2 separate regions of the Mus musculus genome follow, and region 2 is linked to region 1. Evidence: chromatin loops called from intact Hi-C (ENCODE). Cell type or tissue: heart. All regions are shown on one strand.

Evidence for each region. A loop is a pair of places that touch in the nucleus more often than their neighbours do. Peaks named below come from ENCODE experiments on the same cell type or tissue, not always from the same donor. Only the 100,000 strongest peaks of a DNase experiment are listed, where the experiment ranks them.
Region 2: it touches region 1 in a loop (2.4-fold over the local background); 3 of 42 quality-filtered maps call a loop at or near these places.

The regions. Positions count from the first base shown.
Region 1 is chr14:98,163,484-98,171,483 of GRCm38, reverse strand. Dach1 (dachshund family transcription factor 1) reads left to right here and starts at 1,719. Exons shown (of 12, transcript NM_007826.3): 1 at 1,719-3,001. The coding sequence starts at 2,175. It overlaps Gm33583 (a long non-coding RNA gene), which reads right to left and starts at 1,580. Exons shown (of 2, transcript XR_003951195.1): 1 at 1,518-1,580. In heart, CTCF peaks have their summits at 2,441 and 4,124; DNase peaks (open chromatin) are centred at 1,583, 3,193, 3,573, 4,123 and 1 weaker place; H3K4me3 peaks cover 4,469 bases; H3K27ac peaks cover 3,625 bases.
Region 2 is chr14:98,030,097-98,038,096 of GRCm38, reverse strand. The region is part of intron 1 of Dach1 (dachshund family transcription factor 1); the gene reads left to right. Among named protein-coding and RNA genes, the nearest start is that of Gm25831, 66 kb to the right of the region's middle. In heart, no CTCF peak of the experiment used is centred here; no DNase peak of the experiment used is centred here.

The DNA of each region.
Region 1 (8,000 bases):
GAAAGCTTCATCTATCTTTGTAGAAGTTTATATACTTTTATTCAATTTTTAAAAAATTCTTACACTGTAAGAAAGCCTTCCAATGCAAGTATTGTGCCTCAAAGTTTAGCATAAAAGAGTAATAAGACAATAGTGTCATATTTCACTTTAACGGATTCCTATATACTTAGACAATAAACTTCAGAGTTCAGTGGATTTAAAAAGATAAAGACAAAAGTGATAATTTCAATACCTAAATGGCAAAAATAACATCCTAACATTTCTCAAATCAACAAGCCTGTTATAATAGTTTATTTCTTAAATCTGTCATATGCTGCCTCCTCACATCTTATGAAATCTTTAGACATGTGTAGACAGGTTCAATGCCTAACTACTCCAGATTCCTAGAGATATAAGCAACAAACACACAGGACCTATGCTCAAATTCTATGCTGGTCAAACATCCCGGAAAAAACATCGCTGTGCAACAAGTTAGAGAAGACAGGAGGAGAAAATGAGTGTCTTACTCCCCTCATGCAGCCCCAAACCACTATTCCCTTCTGCCTTCTGTGTTTACAAGTCAACCAGGAGGCTTAGTTTCTATTTCATTCTTTACAAACACATTCTCACTGAGAAAGCAAAAACGAAGTTCCCAAAACATAGCAGGACTTTCCAAATATGAAAGGAACCCAATAATTATTGTGTGACTTAAATAACACACTTTCGACTCTCCTCGGGTACTGAAGGAGAAATGAGAGTTGATTACTGTGCAAGACCAGGTGAATTAATTAGAGTTTTGGGTAAGAAACATCAGTGTGTTTTTGTATTCTACTTTCTAATCTTCAAGGACAGCTGATCTCTTTAGAAATTTCTAGATAAAGAAGTCATCCCTGACCAATCTCTGGAGGTGAAAGGGAAGTTGTTTTAATCCACTGTATCCCTGTCTACTAGGATCAGGAGCACCCATTATTCTTAAGTGACTTTCTTCCCGCAGCTTGAAAACTCTTCTTTATCTTTATATAAACATTTTTGATATAGAAAAAAAACCCGTCAGATACACAAAATAGTCCACACTGCTTACATGTGAATTTTCCTATAATAATAATAATAATAATAATAATAATAATAATAATAATAATAATAATAATAATAATTGCCCAACAGTCATGAGCTGGGGATGTTTCCTTTTGTAACTGCTTGCACAAATGCCCCGCGCGCGCGTGTGTGTGTGTGTGTGTGTGTGTGTGTGTGAACCTAAATCCTTGAAGGTGAGCTGGCAGCGGCACCGCCGCTCTTTCAGTCATGAGGCGTTTGCTCAGAACCTTTTTGGGGTGGGTGGGTGGGTGGGAGCTAAGAGTCTTCTCCTTCAAAGCCACAGAGGAGGTGGCAGGGGATGTAACGGTAGCAGCGCGAGAGAAGTAGATGACCAGCTTTCTCTCCCTCTCTCTGAGCACCACTCTTGGGCCCCGGCTTTTCTAGGGCTTTCCTCCCACCCTTTTCCTCCGTACCCTCCCCCCCCACTCCCGTTTTCTACCCACCCCCTTTCCTCGGTCTCGCGCTCTTGGAGTCTGTGCTCCGAGTTCCTGGTTGGATAATTTGGGTTAATACTAGTGAGTGAGGTTTTCGCGGCTTCAAAGGGTATTTCAAGTATCCGGAGCTCCTCCCCTCCGCACCGTGTGACAACAACAACTCGTCCAGCCGGCAGCCTGCACTTTCAGCTCATTTTCTCTCTGTCATTCCCCTCTCAATCTTTGATCAATGTACTTGCCAGGGAGAACCCAAGTCCCTCAACCCTCCTCCTTTTCACCTTCATCCTTAACTTTGTGCTAGAGCGGGACCCACACACCACCAGCCGACCCTCCCCGCCCCACCCCCGCCTCTCCCCCCCCAAGAGCAGCCCGCGATCCCAGCCCCGAGAGAGGACTCGCATTTCGACTTGCGGGACACTTTTGTGCGTTTCTCTCTCGAGCGCCTCTCGCGCTCGCCCCTCCTGCGCTCGCTCTTTCTTAACCTCACCTCCTTTTTCTCCTCTTCTCTCCCTCTCTCCAACTAAGGTTCCTTCCTAGAGTGCTTGTTGTCTCTGCCCCCCCCCCCACCTCGATCCTTGTCCCCCTTTCTCCCCCTTCCCCTTTGGGGGGTGTGTGGCAACTTTTCCCCCTCGCTTCTCCTCCTTCTGTTTCCCCTTATATGTGACCATGGCAGTGCCGGCGGCTTTGATCCCTCCGACCCAGCTGGTCCCCCCTCAACCCCCGATCTCTACTTCTGCTTCCTCCTCGGGCACCACCACCTCCACCTCCTCGGCGACCTCGTCTCCGGCTCCATCCATCGGACCCCCGGCGTCGTCTGGGCCAACTCTGTTCCGGCCGGAGCCCATTGCCTCTTCTGCTTCTTCTTCAGCCGCGGCCACAGTCACCTCTCCTGGTGGCGGCGGCGGCGGCAGCGGAGGCGGCGGTGGCAGCGGCGGCAACGGAGGCGGCGGCGGGAGCAACTGCAACCCCAGCCTGGCGGCCGGGAGCAGCGGCGGCGGCGTTAGCGCTGGCGGCGGCGGCGCCTCCAGCACCCCCATCACCGCGAGCACCGGCAGCAGCAGCAGTAGCAGCAGCAGCAGCAGCAGTAGCAGCAGCAGCAGCAGTAGCAGCAGCAGCAGCAGTAGCAGCAGCAGCTGCGGCCCCCTCCCTGGGAAACCCGTGTACTCAACCCCGTCCCCAGTGGAAAACACCCCCCAGAATAATGAGTGCAAAATGGTGGATCTGAGAGGGGCCAAAGTGGCTTCCTTTACGGTGGAGGGCTGCGAGCTGATCTGCCTGCCCCAGGCTTTCGACCTGTTCCTGAAGCACTTGGTGGGGGGCTTGCACACCGTCTACACCAAGCTGAAGCGGTTGGAGATCACGCCGGTGGTGTGCAATGTGGAACAGGTTCGCATCCTGAGGGGACTGGGGGCCATCCAGCCCGGAGTGAACCGCTGCAAACTCATCTCCAGGAAGGACTTCGAGACCCTCTACAATGACTGCACCAACGCCAGGTAAAGAGCGGAGGGGAAACCTTCTGTCGCCCTGGTCCTTTCCCACCCTCCTCCTCGCCCTTCCCCTGCTCCCTTCCCGGCGCCGCCCGCTCAGCGCGTCCGCGAGCTGCGCGCCCTGGCGAGCACGGCCCTCTCCTGTCGGTCCCCGGGGCTAGTCTCCTTCGCCCGACCTCCTGGGCAAGTTCGCACTGCTCGCGGCCTGATCCGTGCCGGCCGGGTGTTCCTGATGCTTCCTAGGGCATTCGGGCTAGGCTGCCGCTGAGCTTGGGATGCAGAGTGGGGAACCAGAGGAAGGTGCCTTCCCAGGAGTCACAGCCCCTTCCCGGGCGCGCTGGTGACCTGCACCCGTTCCGGACACTACTGCCTGAGTGTGCACTCCTGGGACCTGGGTTCCTCCAAGAAGCCTCTGGGCACCTCTGGGATAGGAGGGAGGTCGTGACCCTGATCCTGCAGGGCTCCGAAGCTGAGGGATGCGCTCTGGGATAGGGGGGCTCCTCTAGTAAGAAAAGAGGGTGGGCTGGCAGCTGAGAGCGGCGCTGAGAAGTCAGCACCGGAACAGTACCGGGCGCTGAGAGGAGCAGGGGTAATCTGAGAGTTCAACCAAAGAGTTCAGCCCCACATCCCAGAGGGAAGCCTGTGTAGGGGAGGGGTTTGTGTGTGCGCGGATGTGTGTGTTTGTGTCTCCCTATCTGTGTGTGTGTGTGTGTGTGTGTGTGTGCGTGTGTGTACGCGCGCGCGCGCACGCGCTCGTGAAAAGAAAAAAAGAAGTACGTTTGCCCCGGGGCAAATGCGAGGGCACAAACACGTTTTGTTCTTTAGGAGATGACCTGGTGCCCCAGACTCTTGGAAGCTGAATTGGAGAGGTGGGGAAGAAAAGAAAGGGACTTGCTCGCCCTCTTTTCAAAGTGCGGATTGACCAGTCTTCGCTCTTTCTTTTTCTTTTTTCTTTCCACTTTCTTTTCTGAGTTTAGTAGCTCAGGAAAGGTGCAGGTGGTCCTTTTGCCACAGGATGCTAAGGGCTTGAATACTTCTCGCCTAGTCTTCCTTGTGCATGTGCGCCGAGGTGGCCTTGGGACAGTCCCTGACCCAACCAGTTTTATGCTAATGAACGCTCACTGGGGGAGGATCTACCGAGAGGGGGCGGGAGTGGGGCAACTTGTCAGTTTCGGGGTAGAAATGATCCAGCTGCTGGCAGAGGGATAAGTTCAGAGGTTCTGAGAGAAAGAAAGTAGAGAAAGTTGGAGATCATAAGTAGGCACTTGGGAACTGGGAGAAAAGATTCATACACACACACACACACACACACACACACACACACACACACATGCACATACGCACACTTTGGTACCTTTAAAATAAGCTTAATGGTGAGGGGAAAAAGCAGAGGCTCTTAACAGAGCTAAGGAAACTGGACAGGAGAGGTGAGAAACCAGACCCAAAGCCACCAGCAATTTCTTTGAGACTATTCCTCTGTAGGGCCTGGGAAGAGAAAGGAAAAGACCAGAACTCCATCCCAACTTAACTGACCTAGCTAGCAATTCCTTTCTGTGTTTATTTGATGTTTTGATGTTCCTGTCTTGACCTCTTATTTCAGCTGTGGTGTGTGTGTGTGTGTGTGTGTGTGTGTCCTGCTCGCACATACGTGCGCGCACACATGCTTCTACTGGATCCGGTGGGTGGCCAGATGGCATTGGGCACGGGTGGGCATGCTGATTGCTAAATGCCATTTAGTCAGATAACTGTCATTCTTGGTTGTCCAGAAGATAACATATTTGTCCAAAACCTGTCGTAAAAACTACCAGAAGCACCCAGGACATTGTTGTAGAGTCATGAACAATGCACAGTAAAACTGGAAGTCAGTTCAGACACTTGTGTTGCTGGCTGTCACACTGACTCTGTGACAAATTGAGATGCAGCTTTCCTCTTCACTAACGAAATGCCTGCTCTTCTCCCAATATCCATTGTGTTTCTCGTGCTGAATAATCAACAGTCATTTTACATATGTGCAGGCACACACTGACATGAGCACACACACACACACACACACACACACACACACACACACACACCCTGTGAGGAACTCCTTACAGTGGCTCTGTGATGTTATGATACCAAGACTTTAAATGGTAGTTTTAGTCATATAGTCGGAGGATAGTCTTAAAGTTACTTTAAAAAAAAAAGTTTTCTTTTTACTTTCTTTCCTCCTCTTTCCGGTCCCTCCAACCATCATCCTTTTCTTCCTTTGTCCATTTTTCCTTCCCAGAGGTTCCTAACAGTTCTGGAGTCTTAAGTTCCAAGGCCAAAGATCACTTAAACTCAGTAGAATTGTGTATCCCTTTAAAAATACGTCATCTGCACCCTAATTATATTTCATTTGGCCTTAATATTTTGTGATTAAATGTTTTGTTCTAACATCCTACTTCAAGCTATTCTTAGGCAGGGAAAGTGCTGACTGACTATCACATTTTGATTTTATATATCAACTAGAGAGCCTTTTACACTTAAATCCATGGAAATTCTGCTAGTTATTCTGAGAAGATTTGAATATACACCTACATAGGTTCTCCCAACACAGCCATAGGCCAGGAAATGGAACTTTGCATTTGAACTTTCTCTCACCAAAAATATACAAATTGCATGTTACCATATTAGCAATTTAATACTAATTATAAGGGTTATCTTTTCCGGTCTTTATTTTGAAAGCAATAGCTGGAATACTTTGTTCTTTGAACTTGCAAACTATTTTTATTTTCATTTAAACCTGGTTTATGCTTTGGTGTTAAGATTTTGTTTTTATTAATCTAGATTAGAGTGACATCTTTCACCCTAGTTTCTTTCAATTCTGGGTATTTAACAGACCAAGGGAAAATTTGTTCATTGTATTACTGAAAATATATAAGTAATAACATTTCTCATATATGATTCGTTATATAGATAAACATAGTGTCTTGTGTACATATTATGTGCTGTGTAGCAGTGGGTGTCTGTGATATTAAATTTTAGTATTCTCAGTATTATAGGAGATATATATATATATATATATCTATGAGGACTCAGCAATATTTACATTTCAGGGAATTTTAGGAAACTAAAAAGTGATGCTAAAGGAAAAAAACATTAATAAACAATTTGAGAGTGACTCAGGAAGGTAGCAAATCCTAAAGTCGATTTAATTTGCTTGGGGCTATTGAATTAGTATGCTCTCTATGAAAATTAGAGTAAATGTGGAAGCCATCTGTCATTACCTCTAGGAGAAGAAAAAGGCACTGTCACCTTCTAGATAGTAAACCTAAATATAATACAGGTCTCAAAACATGAAAGAACATCTAAGGAAACCCATTTCAAAGTTGTTGAAAGACAAAGTCTGACCTTGGTCAGTTTCCTACAATTATTATTTTAAAACTAAACATTAGTTGTCTGAACTTGGCTGTTGCAGCGGAGGTCAGTTAATTAACTGCTAACCATTAAATAACAACAACAGCAACAACAAAAAGTCATTATGTCCATGGTCAAGTTTGTTTGTGTCAGTCAATTGCTTGTTTGCAGATTTGGATTAAAGTTTGATTTTTCTGTGAATTCATGGAATGAAAAGTGAGTCTTACATTTGTTCTGAAATGCTTGTTTTCTTGATTATTGGAAGAAGACGATATTTCTGTTTTTTTTTTTAAAAACCAGACTATGACTTGGCTTCTGTGTAGCCTGAGATTTCCAAAGTTTTTCATTTAAACAGACTACCTCATTCAATCCTTTACATGTATACACATAGATTCATAAACAGCATTCTTTTGTCTTTAAAGTGGATGCTATCCATGGACATAAATTGGAAGATATGCCAAGCCTTTTATGTTTCAGGGTCATATCTGAATACAGTTTTACTGTAAGAACTGTAGCTTTCCCAGTAATTCTTTGCTTTATTTTTCTTGTCAAGGGTTTTTAATAAAGATAGGATGTTGGGGCAGTATTTATTTAACATTTTCTTCGTTGTCTGCTTTGCATTGACATGGGACTTTCAACACAAATCCAGATTCCCTCACTCCTGACAGGCACTCATGATGTCTGGCTCAGAGACATTCAGGAATTATTTCATGTGAAGAAACTATGCTTTGGAAGTGTTTGTGCTATGGTAGATTAACAATTCCTATAAAACCAAGTGCCTCATTTTATAACATTTCAAACAGAAAGTGACATGATTAGATGACCAAGTCATAAAATATGGAAGCTAGTTTGGATTTATAACTTATTTCTTTCTGGTTTACAAATGTTAGAAAATTATAGCTTAATTACTAATATATTAATGAGAGATGAGACTATCACCTTGTAGTATAGACTATAAGTATTTGAGTTATGTAGCTAATATTTGTTAAGATGTTCCTTGCAGTTAATTTCAAATATAATTATTGTCAAAAATGTGCATGGTTATAAATTGTTTTACTTTTAGAAAAATACGTTTAGTAAACATTATGATGAAATAAACTTAATTTTTATAAATAATATTTTATTTTGTTAGCTTCAAATATTTTCTCCATGCGCAGTTTCCTTACACATGCCCAGTTTCTTTATACAAATTTATTTGATACAGAAATATACAAATATATTTGAAACAGATATTTTAAAAAATCACCTCTCTATTACTCATTGCTTGCTTTTTTGTTTTGTTTTGTTTTTAATCTACTGCATTTCATGGGAGTTGCATGTAAATTAGTGAGACAAATATTAGACACCTCTTTTTCCTCACTTCCCTTGTCCCCTGGGATGTGACACCCAATATTGATTAAAGTCTTGGCAGGGTTTGAGCATAAATCATTCCTTTCTTTGACGATTTACTACATGTGATTGACCAACACACAAAAACATAATATGGTTTATTGTTTCTCATTTGATGTTTGTTTCTGGAATGTAAGTAGTATTTGCAAATTAGGTTAATTTGCCACCAAGTAGTTGTCATTTTAAGAACACAAGGTGATTTGACTATCAATCAGTATTACATTACCTTCTCAAG
Region 2 (8,000 bases), 130 kb after region 1:
GGAGATCGAGAGAGAGAGATAGTGATGATAGATATAGAGATAGATATAGAGATAGAGATAGAGATAGAGATAGAGATAGAGATAGAGATAGAGATAGAGATAGAGATAGAGATAGAGATAGAGATAGATATTCACACACACGCTCACACATATATACACAACTGAATGGATCTGATGACCATTAAATTGAGACGTGGAGATGGATAGGAGATGGAATGAATCCTCTGCTTTGGTTTGTAGAAGTGGTGGCTTCTACTCCTTCTAAGAGGAAAAGAAGTGCAGTTTCAAGTTACTTAACACTCCTTAGTTTAATCTACAAGAACTGGCCAATGGCATGAATTTGGATGGATAGCAAAATTTCCTGTGATATCTTCATACAAAAAAAATCTAGTAGGGTGGAAAAAGGACAACAACACAGAGGAAACTTGGAAAGACACAAAACACTAGACTGTACTCCTGAACATTAGGGTGTAGAGGCTTGCATCTTTCCCTTATTCTCTTGGTTCACACTTCTAGCTGATCATCCTATAATAACATGAGCTCACATGGGTATTCATTTCAGTTTTGATCGTTTTATCTCCTATAGCCTCCTCGGATGGAAGGAAAGTTGTGGATTCCAGAAGGCTGAGTGACTTGCCAAGGAAAGGCATGTAATAAATGATGCCTTCTGTCTTTTGATCCATGGCAAAGTGACCTTTGTCCCTATTATCCAGAGGTGCCAGGGTATAATGGAATAAGCACAGGCTTTGAAGTCACAGATCCATGGATCAGACACGGAGATCTGAAATTTATGAGCCATGCTATTGGGACAGTCTGATCTGAGTTTTCTCATCTGAGGAGCAGAAGTAATATCTGCAGTACAGTGCTGGGATTTAAATGAGATAGATATTTTTTACTTGGTACAAAGTAAATCTCCTGAATATGTTACCCTTTCCCTTTTTCACATTAAAGTCACCAGCACCTAAACTACTTACATTTCAAACTAAAGAGACTCAATGGAGCCAGTGTGCAAACATCAGTTAACTGACTAGGTTCATTCTCTGGGTCTTTTGTGTTTCTTTGTCTAATGCCTCTCACACCCTTAAATTTTAAAACTCCCATTTATGCTTCTTAGTATTTTCAAGAGGGTGCTCCAAAACCAAGTTAACAGTTTCCCTGCAATGTAGAAGTATTCTCATGGGACTATCTGCAAGATCAGTTTAAGAATTAAATGGACCTATTAATTCTCGATTTTCTTAAAGGATTTAATTGTATTAAGTCGTGTTGAACTAGGACTTTAACATTTGTGGTTGGTCTGGTCACCTCTCAAATGTACTCAATACTAGATGTTCAAATGCAGCTACATGAAAGCCTTTGTATATGTCATCCTTCTACAACACTAAACCATAACGAACATCCAGCTTAAGCTATCCTGTGGGGAAAAGGCTGTTATACATATTTTATTGCTAAAAAGGGGATTCTTTCGTTATTTCATGGTAGACAAGTAGCATAAAGTAGAATATTAATGCAGTTACCTTCATTCTGGATGTGTGTGTGTGTGTGTGTGTGTGTGTGTGTGTGTGTGTGTGTATGTGTGTGTGTATGTGCATAACTATCTCTAATCAGTTAGTTTTTCAAACTTCTTTACTGTTTCAAACCCAACTATAATTCTTTCTGATATGCTGAGGCTTCTGGGTACCATGGCAAAGGTTTCCTCTCATGATTCAAATAGATGCTTGGAGTGAAAACTTTTCTGAGAAGACACAACAGAAACCAACTCATATGGAATGATATTCAGAGCTACAGTGAGCATCTCATTAAGCAGTGATGCTGAAGGAGATGAAGTATTACCATGATGATATATTTATTTTAAATATCTATAGAGACTAATTTGTGAGTGTCAATGATGATAGAAAAAATTATCTTTATTACATTATTATTAACTTTAATAGTATAATTGTTTAAAAGAAGCTATGAACAGACTATATATATACATATATATATTACATGTTATGATTATTTATGAACATTAGAAATTAGATTTCTTTCCATAATTGTTTCTGGATATGTTACCCATTTATGACATTTATTTGGTTAGAATGTAACCTGCTCTGAAGACTGGTTTTATGTCGGGACTGTCAATATCCATTTAGTTCTTGGTCACATTTTGGTTTGCAGAAATAAACCATAGTCTAGTTAGTTGATTTAATAAATTGTGTCTTCCTAACTTTATTGCCCTTAGAAAAGCATGGTATTTTAAAATACAGAAATGTTACCTTTTAAAGACAGATTTCCATGAGAAATTAATAAAATATCTGGGCTTAAATGTAAGATCACTTGGATGTATAATGATTTAAACCATCTGTTCTTTATTTATGTATTGTGGGGCTTTATATAGTACTTTTTGTGGATTAATCCTTATCTATCAATGTGCTTTGGTACAACATAATTATAAGAGAACAATAATATATTTCTGTCAGCTACCATTCATTCAATGTTTTATGCACATTTAGTCTATTGAATTAATCTCTGAAACAATGGAAAGAAATTCTTTGCTAGAAATAGCTAGCTTTTGCCTTGGCTTTGTGGGAGAATGACATTAGAGAACATATATAGTTGTTGAACCTGATTGCTTTAACAGCCCTGAGGTTGATAGTATCAGGTTCCAGCTTGCCCTGCTAGGTCAACGTGGACCCAGTCCTTTAAAGAGAAAAGTTCACACAAAGTTCACTTCTATTGTTTTACCATGGTTACAAAACAGAGATTTAAAAAAAAAAAAAAAAAAAAAAAAAAAAAAAAAAAAAAAAAAAAAGAGGGGTGGGTTTGTGACCTGTTCCTTCCTTGAGCCCTGTCTTTCTCCTGAATTCTTTACACTGCAACAGAGAAAACTAAAACATACAATAGTTTGTAAATGTGTAAGGCCTAAATATGCTTTACTATTGCTTGTAGGTAATCTTTGGATGTAGATGAATAATATTAAAGTCATTGCAGCAAGAATTTAGCTTAGCTTAATTTCAGTGAAAATATTATTTAATTCCTTCTCCACTAAAAATTAAAATTTATAAGGTGGGTGGGCATGGTGGAAAGGATTGTTAATTGGTCTGGAAGGATAAATGTAATAATTTCTTGAAAATAATTTAACTTTGACCAAATATGCTGAAATAATTGCTATAATGGAAGGGAGAGATCAGAACTAAAATATCTTCGTTTAAGACTTTCCATTTTTAATCTTATTCAGGTACTTTTGTTTATACAAATTTAAGAGGTTGTACTATGTAAGGGACTATTATGCCCTTACTCAGAGAAATATATGGGTATCTTTTGAAAATATGTAAAAGCTTAATTCAATTCAGTTTCACTGCCTTGATGTTAAGCTACTAAGTCAGTGAAAATTTTTTCTTCTAAATTATTTATCTATTAGCTCTAAAGGACTTGAGTACAATTTGGTTTATTGTATTTGATTAAGGTTGCAAAAATCTTATGGCTAAAGCAATTACCCTAAGCTATTCTTATTTTTAAAATTATTGTCGAGATATACAGTGTAGTGTGTTATCTATATAGCTCAAATACAACCACTACTTGGTGTTATTTATTTTTATCATTCTGTGTATTTTGTTTTTAAGTGTGAACTAATAGTCAAAGAAAAGTAATTTCAAGTAGACTTGATTAGTGGTCATTCTGCCTATGACTCCAAAGAAAAATACTATTTATAGAAAAGGGTATAAACCGATGAAATTTTAAATTTGACACTAAATATATGTTTAAGAAATACTTTTTAGATACTTTAAAGTCTGTTGTCATAATAGAAAATTACTATCTTCCATTTATACTATTATTTAAATTGAAGAATGAAGGAATAAATCTCTTAAGATCAAGACAGAAGTGTGATCTCTATTGTCTAATTATTTATTGACCTTTACTCTTTTGATTGGCATAATTTCACCTATGTAGAGTATAAAATGTAATTTTTCATGAGTTAGGATGTTGTGAAGAAAAAGGGAGGGTCAAGTATTTACATAGAGGAGGAAATATAAAAAGCATTGCTTGTAAATTTTATATCTTTTATATTCACCAAAATGACTCTTGTGTCATACTTCATATAAATATATGCTTTTACAAGAATTTTCCTGAAGTAACACATCTTAATCTTAACATATAGTGTGCATTCTTTCTGCATCAAACAGTTATTTTAAAATTTTTTTATCGAATACTTTATTTTTTTTACATTTCAAATGTTATCCCCTTTCCTGTTTTCTCCTCCGGAAACCCCCTATACCATCCTCCCTCTCACTGCTTCTATGACAGTGGTACCCCACCAACCTATTCACTCTTGCCTCCCCACCATGGAATTCCCCTACACTGGGGCATCGAGCCTCCCCATGACAAAGGGCCTCTCTTCCCGTTAATATTAGATAAGGCCATCCTCTGCTACATAGGAAGCTGGAGCTATGGGTTCCTCCATGTGGTTGGTTGGTGGTTTAGTCTCTTGGAGCTCTGGGGTAGGGGTTCTGTTTGGTTGATATTGTTGTTCTCCTATGAGTTGTAAGTTTTGTTTTTTGTTTTTGTTTTGTTTTGTTTTTTTTTCATTACACTTTGGCAAAATGCTTTGGTTACACTTAAATTATACTCATTAAATCTGAAGAGAACTAACTTGTAGAAACTTCAGTACTGTTAATGATACCCTTGAATTAAATGAAAGCTGATGAATAACTAAGTCAGGCAGTAGAAAACAGGCAGAGTGTGACTTATGAATTCAGAGGTCACCTATTCCTTTCCTTCCTGCAGTAAGACCTTACCTCCACCCTTTACCATCAATGAGTTCTTCCCCAGAGAGAGTGTGCAGAGACCTTCCCTGGTGGCCCATTCTAATGTTTACCTGCTCTAATTAGGGACAGAACTTTTTTTTTCATATCTTGACTACATACCTTGTTACAGTTTAAGAGTTGGCAGTTATTTTTAGTGTTATCTTTCTTTTTTTATTGCTGTGTATTCTAAATATATTATTGGCCAGATTTTCCCAGTGTATGAAGATTTAGGGAAAAATCTTAACATGTTTTCCAACACTCAGCCTAGAATATGACTAAATATATTTTACTTAACTTCAATAGCCTTGATGTCATGTCTTCTTGCTCTTCTTTGCACCTTTATTCCCATTCGGAAAACGACACAATTATTTGCTTTCATGTAGAATAGCCCACTAGGGTGTATTTCATCTCTTTGTCATGTTCTAATCCGTTGAAAAACTGTAATATGCACAACAGCAAAAAATGAGTTTTCCACAAACAAACTCTAAAAAGTTTTTGAAATTTCTTCTGTAAATGAATTCTTCCAAGCACTATAAAATTTCAATAGCAGTTTTGAGAAGACTGTATGTTTTGTAAATAATAAAGATCTGTGTAATCATGAAAGCATATTTTAGATAGATAATCAATGCATTTACTTATGTACAATTATTAATGTCATCATTTGTATCTTAGAGAAATTCTTGACCCCAAGATCTCTTACAAAGTCTGGTGATGTTCAAGTCCCATACAGGAAATGGTCACACAATGACATGTGACGTACTCACTGATGTACAATGACATGTGATGTACTCACTGATGTACTTATTTTTTACTATTGTTGAGTGAAACAAATAAAACCTTTCACCAGGAAAAAATCTAACTATTCAGCATTTCCCCAAATTTATTTTTCTTAGGTAGGAGAAACTAATTATTATTTCTCTGTACATTTCGTTTCATGTCATTATGATACTTTTCTTCTTAAGGAATGAACTGCCCCTTTTTCCACCTTCTACATTCCAATTATTCTCCAAGACCCAACCATCTAAGATATTGTGAGTTGTTTAGAGCTAACTATCCTATTGTCCTGGTCTGTTGACAGTGTTACACCAGAACAAAAGCAAAATAGGACCAAGGAGACACAAGATAAAAAGCATGGGATTCCTTATTTTAATTTACTTTTCATTTACATTTAAAGTATTTTATTTTTATATAATGAGGCCTCAGGCATTGTAGGCAACTTTTATACCATTGAGTAATACCCCAGCCTTAAATTCCTTAATTTGAAAAAGGGTAAGGATTCAATTTGGTGATAGGCAAGCATTGAACTAATAGGAGACTCCTTAGCAAATATGTCCTGTCCTAATGCAGATTGCATACTTTCCTCATTCTTTCCAAGGGGTGCTCATGCAGTGTGCAATTCATACCTATCATGTGTATTTCTTCAATACAATCTGCATCAATATATGCGTATCTTTCTTTTTTTAATTTATTTTTTATTAGGTATTTTTCTCGTTTACATTTTCAATGCTATCCCAAAAGTCCCCCATACCCACCCCCCATCCCCTACCCACCCACTCCCCCTTTTTGGCCCTGGGGTTCCCCTGTACTGGGGCATATAAAGTTTGCAAGTCCAATGGGCCTCTTTTTGCAATGATGGCCGACTAGGCCATCTTTTGATACATATGCAGCTAGAGACAAGAGCTCCGGGGTACTGGTTAGTTCATATTGTTGTTCCACCTATAGGGTTGCTGTACCCTTTAGCTCCTTGGGTAATTTCTCTAGCTCCTCCATTGGGGGCCGTGTGATCCATCCAATAGCTGACTGTGATCATCCACTTCTGTGTTTGCTAGGCCCTGGCATAGTCTCACAAGAGATTCTTAGCACAAAGTTATAACTTCCCCAAATGGCAAAGTTTTAAAAGTTTTTCAAAGTTTTTAATCTAGTAAAATTGTTTAAAAACCAACCAACCAACCAAACCAAAAAAAAAAAAAATAGTAGTCAGATGTGATTATATTGATCTATGACTGAACAGGAATTGCATTTCGAGGAATGTTTGTGAGAAGTAAAACATTCAGATAAGCATTTCAGCAAAGGTTAGGTTTGAAACATCTTACAGAAAAGCACTTTTTACAAATATCACAGTGAAATCTATCATTTATTAAAAAGCTTTTTGAAGCAATATAAGTAACCATATAAACACTTCCTGCGGAATCAGACTCATCATAAGTGCTAGAATTAGTTGGAAACAGAGGTCAATGGAGTACAAGAGGGTATACAGTATTTAGCTGATGTTAATGTAAGAGGAAATTATGTTTTGAGAGACTGTGTGGGGTGGATAGCAGATATGTGTACAGAAAAGTTGCACATGCCATGTCTATGCATGAAGTGGCTGGAATAAGTAAGTAGATTTCCTGTTATATCATTCTGTACCTTTTCTCTCTTTAGAGAGAGATTCTCACTTTCTCTGTTGATAAGCTGGCTGTCAGACCTCCTCAGAATTCTTCTATCTCTGCTTTCCAGAGCCCTGGTGTTTCAGTAAAATTCATGGATATACCATGGGTCCATGTGTGATAGACTTCTAAATGCAGATCCTAATAGTTGCACAACATGCACCCAGTGAGCCCTATCATAAGCCTCAGAATGAAAGTACTTTAATGTAATTCAGCAATGGGAACGTATGTTAAAAATTCACATTTTGCTTGGAATAATATTGTGGAGTTGAAGGAAATTACCATAGCCAAGTAATGGTGCTCCCTGGAAAGTGTTTAGCAGATGAAATAATGAAGAAAATACTATTCATACCTTCGAGGAAATTAATTTCATTTTTGTGTTTTGCCAGAATTCAAGAATGGACGAGCTCCAAAGAAATCACAGCACATGTTTTCAAAATTCTAATACTAAAAAAAAAAAAAAAAAAAAAAAGCAGATGAATTGGAAAATAATGTGCTACTGTTTTGAATATTTCAAATCAGCATATTTGCAAATAAACACGTTATTGAAATTTTAACTACAGAAACTAACTAAAGTGTATTTTCATCATTGTACAGATAAAAAAAATATTTACTCAGTTAATTTCATCAATAATGTCTCAATAAATTTACGAAGGGTTAGACACACATATAATATTAATTTTGACCTTTTTGATTTTACTCAGGAAGTAAAATGTTCTTTATAAAATGCCACTTAAAAATTCTGGAGTGATGTAGAGTTCTGTCCTTAGGGAATATTCATATAAGA